Linked DNA regions of Homo sapiens: all the other regions are linked to region 1. Evidence: read pairs that join two places in POLR2A ChIA-PET (ENCODE). Cell type or tissue: MCF 10A. All regions are shown on one strand.

Region 1 (5,000 bases):
CAGGAGAAAGTGATGTTGTAAGTCCACAAAGGAAGTTCAAGGAACTCTCTTTCACGTCCCCCTCAGCCTCCCAAAAAAGAATCCTAGGAAATCATCTTACGTTTTCTGAATTTATTGTTGAGTATTTTTAGCTTTAAGGTTTTTTGTTTAAAAAACTGAAGACCTAAAAGCACATGAAATTTAAGGCTCAAACCAGGTTCAAAACATTATCTCCCTAAGGTCTAAACTCAATGGGACACTTTTGACTACAAAGAAAATAGTGTTTGAATGAGACGCTACATTCTGACAGAGATGAAAGAAAACCCACTCATTCAGGACGATGTGTATATTACAATGTATTAACTTGAGCATCCTGTGTGGTCATCAAGGTTGTATTAGCTCCTTCTTGCATCGCTATAAAGAAATACCTGAGACTGGGTAATTTATATATGAAAATAAAGAGGTTTAATTGGCTCATGGTTCCACAGGCTGTACAGCAAGCATAATGCTGGCATCTGCTCAGCTTCTGGGGAGGCCTCAGGAAACTTACAACCATGACAGAAGGCAAAGGGGGAGCACACCCATCACATGGAAGGAGTACAAGCAAGAGAGAGAGGGAGGAGGTGCCACACGCTTTTAAACAATTAGATCTCATGAGAACTCACTATCTCGATGGCAGCACCAAAAGGGGATGGTGTTAAACCATGAGAAACCAGCCCCGTGATCCAGTTACCTCCCACCAGGCCCCACCTTCAACATTGAGGATTACAACTGAACATGAGATTCGGCAAGGGCAAACATCCAAGCCATATCAGAGGCCATCTCATGGACACATTCGATGTCCTAGAGATTAAGGCAAATAGGCATGCACTAAATCACCTACGCAGGCAGCTCAGCTCCCTCACGCAGGGCACTTGCCCATCACTCCCCTGCCTCAGGAGAGAATGCCTCCTCCTCCTCATTCTCTGCCCATCTTCTTCCTCTCAAGCTGCCTGCTTCACAGACCTTGTGGGTATGTGTCTTACAATCAGAAGAGACACATCTAAAATACTGTGATCACTTTCCTCATTCTGACTTGAAGTGCAGTTGATTGTTTATACATATATCCCTCATGTACTCACCCTGCTCTTTTATACACACGTGCACGCATGCACACGTTAGCTTCCAGGAGAAAGGGGTTAGAACCTTCTCATCTTTCACAGAGCCCTTCACAGTGTAACTTAAGTTTTCCAAGAAGGAGGAAATTAATACTAGAGACTAAATAGGTGGAATGTGCTTAGTAAATGCTTGTGGATTGTTTCCCGAATAGTGAAAAGCAATATAAAAAATAAATACAGCAATATAAAAAATAAATATAAAAACATAAAAAACAAATACAGAGCAACGTGGGAGCACAGTTTACTAAGTATTGCGAAGTGCAGTCAGGTAGCATCATTTATATAGATTGGATTGGAGGTGTTAGAACAGAATGTTTATGTTTCTCTTTTTAATCAAGAAAGTACAAAAAAGGGATATGAAATAAGAGAAGAATAAAGAATGTGGATAAGGAAAATCAAAAGGTCTGCTCTGTTGTTTTTGAAATGTTCCCTGAGATTCATTCACAAACAGGGCGTGGTTTATGAGACTTGGCAATATTTAAATTTGTGCTGTGAAAAATAAAGCAGAAACTTACCTAGTTTGATTTGGCTTTTGGTGTCCCCTAAAGGAGTTAAAGAGACCTAGTTTTCTTAACTGGAGAACATTATAAAATGGGGAGAATTTTTAGAAAATAAGAGACAGATAAGTTTTTATTTTTCCAAATGAGAGGTTACTTGGTAAATACCACCAGAACATTTATGTTGCAGGATCAGACACCTCCTCCACACTCTGAAAGCATACACATGACATACTTATTTGATGTTTATATATTTTATCTTAGGTCAGCATTAACATACCATGAAAGGAAGTCAGTCATTCACTTTCTGGGTCAAAAGTAAATTCTTATGATTCTTATGACCTTGTGGAAGACAAAGATGTTTTCAAATTTCTGTTTGTGTTCTTACATCTACACATATTTTTTATCTCATTGAGCTCTTATCAGTGGCATTTATTTAAAACCCTACGACTAAAATCCTTCTCCCATAAGCCTTATGGCAAAAGACCACCGAGCCTGTCATCACTACCATTTTCAAAAAGTGTTTATGAACCCTCAAGCTAAGTGCTTTGCCAGCCACCACTGCAGAAACCGCTCCTGAGAGGAGTGGATTGTCTGATTCATCACCTTGGAAAGTGGTGGTGATACTTCCTGGATGTAGATTTGGAGAGGAACCAGAGGCTCTAAAACCTCACTAGCACTTCCTCATTTCTCTATGAAAGCCTCTCCATTTTTCTCTAGAATATCAATTCAGCTCATGGGCATATTTCTCTTTTTTTTTTTTTTTTTATAAGCACCCAATCTGCATTATTCTTCAAAAATTAAGAGATCCCTGATATGGGAAGCTTGGACCAGGCTTCTCTGGTGGGCTCAGACACAGTCCCCAGATCCAACCATGTAATAACTAATTCTGGACTTTCATATGCAGAAGGGCAAGAAACTATGTAAAAAGTTCTGTGCCATAATAGTGTCAGCACCTTTTAGTTTTTATACTGGAGCACCAATGTTTGCCTTCTGAAAAGAAAGAGCTAACTCAGGAATGCGCTTTTAAAATTTAAAAGATGACACTATCAGAAATTATGTTATTTTGGAAGGGTAGAGGTGAAAAACAAAAAGAAAACGATTGAGAAAATAATTACAATTTGCTTTTTAAGAAAACTTTCATACAGGAAAAAACAACATGTCATTTAGGATTTTAAAAACTTGGTGCTAAAGATTGCAAATTTCAGAATGTTATTGCTAGGAAAAAAAGCAACAATAGGAATTGGTATTCTTCTATGTGGAAACTGCTTTGTTGACAATCTACAAACAGATCTCCTTTTAAAAAACACACACACACGCACCAAGCTAAAACTGCTTATTCAGTGACGCTTTCACCAAAGGAATCATTCCTTGACTCTGTTTTTAGTTGGGTGTGGTGAGACAATGTTCTCCCTTGGCTGGAGGCTTGGAGAGGGGCCAAAGCAAACACCCATGTGAACACAAAACAATTAGGAAAGATTCATTCTGAATTAGTTAATTCCCATGAATAGGCTGGGATTTATTAATCTGTCCTGATTGAAATTGCTTAAAATATGAACTTGGGAGTTTGTAAGCAAGCAGGCAGGAGAGAAGGCTAAATTAGGGACAGCTAAATGTCTGAGAACATAAGGAGAGCAATAAGAAACATAATTGGCTAATATCTTTATTACTTTTCCCATTTTAAAAGAATAAGAGAAATATTAATTAGTGTTGTGTCTATCTCACAAACTTGGCTCTGTGAAAGCACAGATAGATATAGTTCTAAAACATTAGGTCTATTCAGTATTATTAGATCTATTCAAAGAATTGATAATTCTTTTTTTCTAAGTAAAAAGACTTGTTTCAGTTTTCAATTTAGACTGTGCAAAGTCAAATAAATAATCACGAAGCATTTTCTTTGAAAAATTAAAAATAACTTATTTGAAGACATAACTTTTCTTTCCAACTTTTAAAGAGTTAAAGATTTCTGTAGAAACATTATACTACGTAACACCTTTCTTTTATAGAATACTTACGTAAAAGCTGGGACCAACATAAATTGTTCTAAAGAAATAATTGTCTGAAATGTGCACGGGCCATTTGTTTTCAAACTTGTGAGCCAGAGGTCAAATCGTACCTATCAACTTGTTGGTACAACTGCAAACAGCTTTGGAGCAGGAAAGGGCACAATCCAAGCATTGTTATTTACTTCACAAGTGCAATTAGGTACAAGTGTTTGCAGCCATACTTAAAGTAGTATTCCACCTAATAACAGCAGGGGTCAATGCTGAAAAGTCTATGTGATTATAGTATAATCCTGAGAGTTATTTTTCTTGCAATACTATTAACTTGCTTTGATGATGAAAACTGTGTGTATGCAGATATTAAAAACAAAACCTCATGGAATTTTGCCTTCTGGAAGAAATTTTACTGGCTCAAAATTTTTTCAAAATTTTATATCTGTGAACTTTGTACAAAGAAGTGTCATAGTTAGACATCCAGAATGACTTTATAGTGCTATAATATAATACCTGGTGAAAAAAAACACACTGTGTTCCATATTCAAAGTCTGGCAGATAAAGAAAAGGTTGCTTTGAAAGTTTCTGATTAGATGCTGCTGAACCCATTGGAAATCATTGTTAAGTTGAGTTAAAGAGCCTCTCCTGTTGTATCAAACAAGTGACACGTCATTTAAATAATCTCGGCTTCATTTTTCTTGCATGAAAAATATTGAGATAGCCACCAAACAATACCCACTTATTTGAAAGAAATACTGTGTTTATAATTTAGAGCAATTTTGAATTTCTTGGAATATATGGTGCAAATGTAATACTAATTTGCCTTAACATTCCACAACTTAACATAGCAGAGTTTTCAATTTTATTCAGGTATAATCTCTATAATTTTATAATTCAAAGAGATTTTTCTTCAACTTTCCAAGAACCATCAAATAAATAAAGTTTACCATTTACTGGACAAAAAACATAACATTAAATGCCATTTTATTATCTTTTTATTTACTATGGTTCTGCAATTATAAAAGTATTGTCATATTCTACCCTGTCTTATCTGAATGCTTTAAACTATCTTATCAAGTCAATATATTTTAGGTTTGGGGAGTTTTGTATCCCTTTATTATGTTTTGTTATTGCAGACATCTTCATGAATCCGCCTTTTGCTGTTTAAATAAAACGGTTTCCTAAGGATAATTTATTCTTGGTTTTCTTTTTTTCCCATGCATATTATACCTTATTAAAGCTATTACTCAACTAAAAGTATTTTATGATTTGTTTCAAGCCTTCAATTAGTATATTAGCTTTTTGAAGGAAGGTGATACATATCGCCGATATTTATGTTCTAGGCCACCAGCATAGGTGCTCAATAAAAA
Region 2 (5,000 bases), 78 kb after region 1:
AATTAATTACCATGATATTTATAAGCTAGAGCGACTCTGCAAATTTAAAATAAAAAACAACAACAAAACTCACTGAAGTTGAAGTGATACAAAGACTTCATTTTCTTTTAAATTTTCATCTTCAGCTTAAAAAAAAAGAAGGGATCTATTGTGTACTCCTTTAACAGGATGCTTACTTCTAACACACAGAGCACACATGGCATAAAGGCCAGAAATTTCTTCAAGGAGTGAGTCACAAATGGAGACAGCTTTCACAGTAGCTTCTCTTTTGTGTACTTTGCATTTTAATAATGTCAAGCATTCTCCTATGAGGTTTGTTTCCTCCAAACTTTTCACTATTAAACTATAGGTCAGGGCTAAAGTAAACAGAGCTGTCAAACTTACATGATAAGAGATTTCCTTAAGTTGGCAGGGTTTAAACTTTCAAGACAAAGCTAGTAGCACCAAGGTAAACATGAAGGTTTTTGATTTGGATACCAATCTCTAGGAAGGCATTATGGACTTCCTCGATTATAATGTTGAAACCACCTCCACCGCACAGCTGAGAAGTTGCTAAATAGAATCAACTTATTCCTGATTATCTCAGCCAGCAATCAAGACTTTCGCCTGGGTTTGTTCTAGCCTCAGAAGACTAATGGGACAAGTCTCAACAAGGAGGAGCTATGGGCTTGGGTACGAGGGTGGAGAATTTTACAGACAGGCGCACAGAAACCATCACCAGCAGGACACTTGGGAGAGACCTGGAGGCTGTGGTGACACCCTGCTTGCTGCTTGACTCTTCAAAAAATGGTCATTGTTTGCAGGCTAGAAATGCAACATGCATCCTTTCACATCATTATTCATCACACACCTAAATCTTGCACTTTACACAACTGTCAGACATTTTAGCTCTCCCCTGGTCTAAATGTTTTGGTTTTGGAAGGGCCTTGCCATTCGAGGTACATTTAGTAAAGGTGCACTTTTATTTTCACCAAACTACTAGCTTGATATCTAAAGATGGGTTTGAAGGTGCCAATAGAATGTTTTTTGCCAGGTGACAAAGGTGGCCTATTTCTCTGACGTGGAAGCCCTGGCATTGTCACCTCATTGCAAGCTTTGAAATGAAGCTGATCATTGATAAAATGATCATTGACACTGGACTTGAAGAACAAAGACTCAAGACAGGAAAGGAGGAGGGGGTGATATCAGAGCTATTCCGACATCGGGAGAGGAAATGTTAGATCTGTAAAGCAGAATCAGTGGGTGGGAAAAAACATTTTCAATGTTACTGTCTTATTGAAGGTAGTTCTATTGCCAAGGTCCAAAGCTTAATTTCCAATAAGGAATCTGATTTGTGCTGAATAACTCACAAGGAGATGCCTTTGATTCCCATTCAAGTAAATGAAATTTAAAGACAACAAAGCAATGTCTTGTAGAAATTACTTAGATGAAATTATTCATCTTAAATGAAACACATGGCTATTTCTCTTCTTTTATTCTCCATTGTGGTTTCAATAGCTGTATAATAACATTAAGTAGGAGAGGAAAGAAAGTATGGTATTACTGTGGTCTTTCAGGGTACAAGAGAGATTATAGACAAAGATAATTTTGAAAGTTTAACAAATGATTTGTAATTTTGCCCCCTGAAATTCAGTAATGACTGATGAATACTTAATATACAACCATTTTCCAATTGTACAAAAAGTGAACATAGTTAAGGTACAGTTTAAGGATAATAAAATTAGAAAGGAATACAGTAATTTAGAGCTTTTATCACAAATAATAGTTTAGATTGAAGACAATCTAATCGACGTGTGATTCTGGGATGTTAGAATGTGCTTCTAAAATGAGATATTTCTTTTGAGAAGTAAACTCTTGATCTAGAGCTTGTGAATTTTATCTTTTCCCATGATAATAAGTGAGGGAGAGACCAAAGGGAGAAAAGCAAAGGTACGTTTCAGTTGGCAGTGTGCCAAATATACAGTGATTCACAGCGTCCTAATCAGACAGGAGTGACATCTCACTGAAAAATAAGGTTCACCCCACCCACCCTGGAAACTGTTCTTTGTTCAAGCTCAGCACACTGAAAACTACTTTCCAGACCTGTCACCATTCTCATTCTGGGTTGGCAAGGAAATTATAGAAAAATGCTGACCAAAGCAGGGGTTAAATCATTATATGACTAATCCTGGCCTTTCAGGTAGATTCAGCTATGAATGTGGTTGCTTTTTTGTTTGTTTGTTTTAATTCAAGGATTAAGCTCTTTTATTTATGGCTTTTTAATTTGTTTCACGTTTTCCTAGCAATTTATATAGCCCATATGCTTTTGATGAAAATCATAATCAACATTTCTATTTCACATCTAATTCTGTAGATTACATAGGTTAAATAACTTTATGGCTTCAGTGAACTTTAAAATTATCTCATCTAAATCCCACAATTTATGAGGGATTTGGAGGCCTTATCTACCAATCACGTAGCATTGGACAGTATTATATTGTCAGAACAAAAACCCCTTCTCCTCTACATGTACTCTGATTTTCAAGAACAGAGTTATTTCATGAGCTGTAGAAGATGAATATGCTTTGTGAATTATTGCTAATGAAATCTGCAAAAAAGATTAAACATTTGGGTTTAAAGTCACGGTTTCCTAACATGGCTGTGTATCTCAATCACCTAGGAAATTAAAAAAAAAAATTAACAAAATACAACAGTTAAAGGATCCAACACAGACTTACCTGACTCAGAATCTGTTAAGGTTGGACCCAATAATTAATATACTTAAAAAACTCAGCTGGGCGCTGTGGCTTACGCCTCTAATCCCAACATTTTGAGGGCCGAGTTGGGTGGATCATCTCAGATCAGGAGTTCGAGGGCAGCCTGGCCAACATGGTGAAACACCGTCTCTACTAAAAATACAAAAATCAGCTGGGTGTGGTGGTGGGCGTTTGTAATCCCAGCTACTCGGGAGGCTAAGGCAGGAGAATTGCTTGAACCCGGGAGGCGGGGGTTGCAGTGAGCTGAGATTGCACCATTGCACTCCAGCCTGGGCAACGAGAGCAAAACTCCATCTCAAAAAAAAAAAACAAAAACAAAACAAAACAAAACAAAACAAAATAACTCTTCAGGTATTTCTGACATAGTAAGTATGGATCAATGTTTGAGAAACACTGGGTGTTAAACAGGCACATGTTTACTTTCCACGATGGCTGGATAGAAAGTAGGCTAAAGTGTCTAGCTAAAGTATGTAGCTACACAAAGCATGCAAATATAAATTTTAGCTTGGAGAAACTTCAATAATTTTCCATTCAAGCTGTGTCTCTACAGGCTCTCTGTTGTCACTATTTTATTTATGGCATATATAAGAGAGCCTCTGAATTTCTGATATGAAAAGGCCTGCTCATTTGCTTTTTTTTTTTTTTTTTTTTTTGAGACGGAGTCTCGCTCTGTCGCCCAGGCTGGAGTGCAGTGGCGCAATCTCAGCTCACTGCAAGCTCCGCCTCCTGGGTTCACGCCATTCTCCTGCCTCAGCCTCCCGAGTAGCTGGGACTACAGGTGCCCGCCACCCCGCCTGGCTAATTTTTTGTATTTTTAGTAGAGACGGGGTTTCACCGTGGTCTCGATCTCCTGACCTCGTGATCCGCCCACCTCGGCCTCCTAAAGTGCTGGGATTACAGGCGTGAGCCACCGCGCCCAGCCTTTTCTTCCTTTTTGAGACAGGGTTTCACTCTGTCACCCAGACTGGAGTGCAGTGGCGCTATCTTGGCTCACTGCAACCTCCACCTCTCCAGCTCAAGTGATCTTCCCACCTCAGCCTCCCGAGTAGCTGGGACCACAGGAGTGTGCCACCATACGTGGCTAATTTTTGTTATTTTTTTGTAGAGATGAGGTTTCGCCATGTTGCTCAGGCCGGTCCTGAACTCCTGAGCTCAAGCAATCCACCCACTTTAGCCTCCCAAATGCTGAAAGTTTAGGTGTGAGCCACCACGCCCAGCCACTCATTTACTTTTCATGTAGGAATTTACAGCTGACTCTTTGACCAAAATAACTGTTGAAATATTTGAAAATAAGAACTTCGTGTTTTGATTAAAGCCTGAATACATGCCCAATAAGAATTAATGGAAGCTACATTTTTTAAAAGTAATAGGATGAAGATCTCTGTAGTTGCTTGGTGTCCATGAATAACATAATAAGACAGAGACCACAGCGTCTTTTCCTGGGCCATGTTATTGATCAAATGGCAACTGTTGCCTCATGGGTATAACACAAAATCACAGGCTAAGTTTGATGTATAGGGGGTACATTTCACGTAGGATTTTATGAACACCAGTATCCCAAGACTCTTTCCTTTCTCCTCCTAGTTGTGTCCCTGCTCACCACTTCATTGTGCAACATAATTAAAAGACCAAGAAAAGATATTTCTGATCATGTTACTTTTTTATATCCCTATTAGGCCAGAGCCCAAAAGCTTGGTCCCCAAGGACATTTATTAGTCATAGTGGACAACTAGAGTGTTCTCTCCTTAATGCTCTTCTGTTCTCCTGGAGGCAGCACAGACCTTCCTCTAAGAATCCATCCTCCTTTCCTTTTAACCTCATATTTTTAGAGGGAGATCTTAATCATAATAATCTCATCGAGCCACAGGGGTAAACACATGACTCAAGAATGGCTGCACAAAGTTTTCTTGAGATTAATTAAGATGGCCGTTAAAAAGAAAAAAGCTTCACTTCTCTGCTGATGAAGGCACAACTTAATCTGCTGTAGAAGATAGTGGAGGTGAATAGAGGGGCAGAAAGAGGGCCAGATAAGTCCCTGGCAGTGTTGGTGTCCCTTACCACAGCGTCCATTGAGCCTCCTGTCCCCTCTCTGCAATTCTTTGTTTCTGTAAATCAGTAAGTTTTTCTTTTTGGTTGCAGTTAGTTTAGACTGAGTTTCTGTAACTTGGAACCAAAAGTTTTAAATCAACAAAGATTCAAGATGCTGTGGTTTCACATACTGTTTATGGAAAATCCACATTATTT
Region 3 (5,000 bases), 140 kb before region 1:
GCAAAATTGCTGCCAGTAATTCCTTCTCATTATCAACTGGGTTTCTTCAGCCTACTGTTATTTCAAGTAAGCTAAAATAGAATTTAAAGAAATTGTCTTTGCAAATTAATTTTCATGATCTGTATTTGATATTTAGTCTATGTTTAAAATATTGCAGCAATCATTCACATATTTCAAAATTTATGATAAAGTTGAAAATTATTTCATATTTACTGATATTAAGTTGGCTTTCTGCAAGTGGGATTTTTCCATGTGACATGTAAGTTTAAAGTTTAGGATTCATTTATTTGGCTTTTATGTTGCTTTGGAAAATATGATTAAAATAAATAACTTTCATCTGGTTCTTAATATTGAGAGCTCTATTTTGCTGCCTGTCATATAATTTTTTTTGTTACCGAATTTATACATAAGAAATAACTTCAAAAGAAAAGAAAAACTATTAATCAACTAAAGGCTATAATGAAAGCAATCTTATTATCAACGGCCTCTGTCAATGATCAGCAAATTTCCAGAAGTTTTAACATTCTTCTAAATCATTTATCCTGTGTAAATGTCATAATGGAACAGGCAAAGTTACAAATTAATGCTGGAGTTTTGAAGATATCAAAGTTATTAATGTATAATTCAATTTAATTTTAATTAATTCTAAACATATCCTTCAAAATTTTTTTAACTTGAATGTATTAGAAGTGCCAAGATAATAATAATAAAAAAAGAGCCAATGGGTGGGGATTGTACCTGTCAGATAGTAAACACACTGAAAACAGTATACTACAGCTGTAACAATGGTCAGAATTATCAGCATACCCAATAATATATCAATCTAATAGAAGAGAGACTAGAAATGTATTTAAGTATATATGGTAATTTAAAATATTGATTGATTAATTTATTCTTTTATTGTCAACTAATATTTACTGAATGCCAAATTCTGTATAATGATGAGTAATATCAAATAATTATAATTTTTATTAGATTATTAAACATTAAAAAGCTGATAACATCAATTATTATTAGGTCTATGGCTAAGCAAGCCCTGTCAAGAACAGCTGGCAGAAGTGTAAATGGACATTCTTGTTGACAGAAAAATTTGGGAAAATGCAATAAAAATTATTTGTCCATATGCTTTGATACGGCTTCCCTCTTTAAAGAGTCTATCCTATACAAATATTTCAACTTCCATGTGTTTGTTCTTATATGTACATCTGTATCATGCCTATATTAGATATGTAAATATTCATTGTAGCATTATTTGTAATAGCAAAAACTGAAATCAACCTAATTTTCTGGTAATAAGAGAATGGTTAAAAAAGTGTGGTGCAAATTTATGAATATTATGCAGATTTTCGAATGAATGAGGTTGATAAATATGTGCCGACACAGCATGATGTTCATGGTAATGTGAGAAAATCAAGCTACAGAAAAGTATACTAGAAAAAATTCAGTGACAAACTCTTGACACTAAATTCACATTCAAATGTGTCTGTTTGGCTAACTGTAGGAAAAGCAAATCTGCTGTCACTGCTTTAAAAACTGTCTGTGTTGGGTATCTGTGCTGGGTTGACAATTACCAATCGTCAATTTTGCTCTACCATCACACACTTTTAAGGCCTTTGTGGAACTACATTTCCCAGCTTCACTTTCTCTGTAGCATTTTTAGAATTTAGTTTATCCATCTATACCACAATTTCTTTCAAAAAGCACGCGAAGTTATTTTCCGTGACTTTATTTTAGTACTCTTTGTGCAAAAGATCGATTTCTCCGGAAATGTGATTGTCCTGTTAGTTAATATGCTTGCATCTTCTCCTTAAGGGTGACATTGACACAAGCTTTTTGGAGATCATTCAGAAGGCTGCTATCTAGAGGCGACACTGTTGAACTGTAGACACTTACTTTTAGGTGCTTGAGAGAACTTGACTATATTTTTCACTTCTACAATTAAATGAATGCATGCTATATACTAGACATTCCAACACCACAGATACAGGAAAGAGAAATGCATTGTCTGTATTCTTAAGGGGCTCACAGGCTAGCAGGCACAGGGAAGTAGTGTGGTAATTTCTGAAGGGAATAAAGGAGAGCTAGCTATAACAATAGTCAGAATCATCAGCATACCTAATCATATATCAACCTAATAGAAGAGAGACTATTAGCAGTACCCCAGCAGGCTGGGGTGGTGGAAGAGATAACAAGAAATGTTTCTGAGAAGTGGCAATGCTTGAGGTGAGTAAGTAAGGAAAAGCTAAACAGATGAGGGGAGTGGAGAGGGCTCCAGATTAAGAAACTAGGGTGGAGCAGCGTGACAGAGGTATGAGAAAGCAGGCCCTGTTCTAGGAACTACAATTAGTCCAAACACCTCACTTAAAGTGATCAAAACGGGAAGGGCATTCAATGTGCAAATACTTTGACTAACAAGTAGGATGATTAATTGGAGTCGCTTTAGAAACATCACGGACCTGCTCACCTCAGTGGTGACCTAAAGGATTTCCTAGGCTTGGAATGGTGACTTATCAGAAGATCGTGACTTCCACAGAGACAAACACTAGGCTCTCCACCTCAGTGAACGAGCCACCTGGTGTCTCAACAGAACACAGACAGACTATCATGAGGATTCCTGAGGGCCGTCCCAGTGCCACCTCATAAAATTGGGCCTGCCCATTGGCCGGCACAAAAAAATTTCACTGGTTCTCCATTTCCTACCAAGTTAAATCCAACCTCCTAATTGGATTCAAGATCCTTCTACAGGCTGCCTCTCACATATCCTTCCAGAATTAAATAAAATAATTTGGTGAATAGCAGTAAGAGTTTTGGAGTGAGTCCTGGGTTTGAATTTTAATTTTGCTACCCACTTAAGCTCTAACAAAAATGATTTCTGGCCGTGTGTGGTGATTTACGCCTGTAATCCCAGCACTTTGAGAGGCCGAGGCTGGCGGATCACTTGAGATCTGGACTTTCAGACCAGCCTGGTTTAGTAGAAACCCTTTCTCTACTAAAAATACGAAAATTAGCCGTGTGTGGTGGCACGCACCTGTAATCCCAACTGCTCGTGAGGCTGAGACAGAAGAATCGCTCGAACCCCGGAGGTGGAGGTTGCAGTGAGCCGAGATCGCGCCACTGCACTCCAGCCTGGGACACAGAGCGAGACTCCATCTCGAAAAATAAAAGAGCATTTCTCTTAGCTTAGCTTTTGTGTCTTCATCTATGACATGGGTATAAATCATACCTCATAGTGTTATTTTGATATTTCAATAGGATAGTATATTTTGAGTAATTAATGCAGTAACCATCATCTTAAAATGGCTGACTATAAGATAATTTTAAAATTCTTATTTTGTTTCAGACATTTTTAAGTATGTTTAATTTGGCTACTTAATAGTCTTTGGGTATAGCCTGTGTTTTAGCTTTTATATCTTTGTAATTTCCGTCAGACAAAATTCTACATCATCTTCAAGGATCCTTCCTCAATTCCCCTGATTGAAAATAATTATTCTTTCCTTATTCTACATAAATTGGTACCTCTGGCACAGAAACAATAGTAATAATTTTGTTGAATAGAGAATTGGTGAAAAAAAATTGTACAGGAAAATTTTCTTACCCTTTTCACAAGTACTGTTTTCACCTTTCTAAAATTTTAATTTGTTAGTTAAATGCTTGGTACTACTTTATTTTAAATTCATATCTTAAATCTCATGCCCCAAGATTGAATCCAGTGGGAAGAGATAATTTTCTTTTAAACTTTTATTTTAAGTTCAGGGGTACATGTATATGTTTGTTATATGGGTAAACTTGTGTCATGGGGATTTGTTGTACAGATTATTTTGTCACCCAAGTATTAAGCCTAGTACCTATTAGTTATTTTTCCTGATCCTCTCCCTTCTCCCACTCTGCACCCTCCAAGAGGTCCCATTGTCTGTTGTTCCCCCTATGTATCCATGTGCTGTCATCATTTAGCTTCCATTTATAAGTGAGAACAAGTGGTATTTGGTTTTCTGTTCCTGCATGAGTTTGCTAAGGATAATAGCTTTCATCTCCATCCATGTTCCTGCAAAAGACATGATGTCATTCTTTTTTATGGCTGCATAGTATTCCATGGTGATACTTAATTTTTTAATTGCAGTGTCTACAATAATTTATGGAGTTTATTAAATTTATTTGTTATTTTATATGAGCATTTACTAATAAAATAATAATTCTGTTGATAAATTTTATCATTAAAAACAAATGAATTATTCTAAATTTTAATTTACAAGTGAATTCATGCCCCTGTACTGTGCACATAATAATAAAGATGATTATCAATAAAATGGGAAAAGATTTTCTGAATTTGTCTGTTTACATATGAAATACTACATTCACCAAAGAGAAAATAAAACATTGTTTTATCATATATATTTTTTAAATAAATACATAAAAAATTATTACATTTAGTAATTAATACACCATGATCAGAAATAACTAGTTCAAAAGAAGAATTTTTTTAGAAAATAATTTTTTTCTTGAACAAGTTTATTAACTCTATGTTCTTAATGTTTTCCTTTCTCTTCACCTGTAAGACTTTCCCAAGATAACCCATTTATTCATGTAATGATGCTACCCCCTCAAGTAATTTCACAGGGCAGGAAATATGATTCAGACTATATGTTATATTTATTTATAAAATATAATTTCTTGAGCTTTTGGGTTCATTTTCAAACCTTAACATAAACACGATATCATTTTTACTTCTTAGACAAATTAATACCCTGAGTCTTAAGCAGTAAAGAGAATATTGGTTTATGCTATTTCGTTTGAGATGACATTTAAAAAGTATGTCAATTTTGGAAGCTTGAGTTGCATCTGAATGATACTGATCACCTTGGAATGGTGGAAGAGTTCCTCCTTACTAACAATGTTGAGAGAAAATTACATTGTTCAGCTCTTATTTCCACAGATAGTATGGAGGAGGGCATCTATTAGAGGTAAGTCTTTTCTTTGGAAGCAGCTTTAAGTCTTTGTGTATT

Evidence for each region. Peaks named below come from ENCODE experiments on the same cell type or tissue, not always from the same donor. Only the 100,000 strongest peaks of a DNase experiment are listed, where the experiment ranks them.
Region 2: POLR2A ChIA-PET joins it to region 1 with 11 read pairs; 4 of 35 experiments call an interaction of 5 or more read pairs at or near these places.
Region 3: POLR2A ChIA-PET joins it to region 1 with 29 read pairs; 2 of 35 experiments call an interaction of 5 or more read pairs at or near these places.

Annotation. Positions count from the first base shown.
Region 1 is chr18:31,273,168-31,278,167 of GRCh38, reverse strand. No RefSeq gene overlaps it. Among named protein-coding and RNA genes, the nearest start is that of DSG1, 42 kb to the left of the region's middle. In MCF 10A, no CTCF peak of the experiment used is centred here; DNase peaks (open chromatin) are centred at 2,237 and 3,037.
Region 2 is chr18:31,194,906-31,199,905 of GRCh38, reverse strand. No RefSeq gene overlaps it. Among named protein-coding and RNA genes, the nearest start is that of DSC1, 35 kb to the right of the region's middle. In MCF 10A, no CTCF peak of the experiment used is centred here; a DNase peak (open chromatin) is centred at 1,975.
Region 3 is chr18:31,417,100-31,422,099 of GRCh38, reverse strand. All of the region lies in intron 1 of DSG1-AS1 (DSG1 antisense RNA 1), which reads left to right. Among named protein-coding and RNA genes, the nearest start is that of DSG1-AS1, 7.4 kb to the left of the region's middle. In MCF 10A, a CTCF peak has its summit at 2,411; no DNase peak of the experiment used is centred here.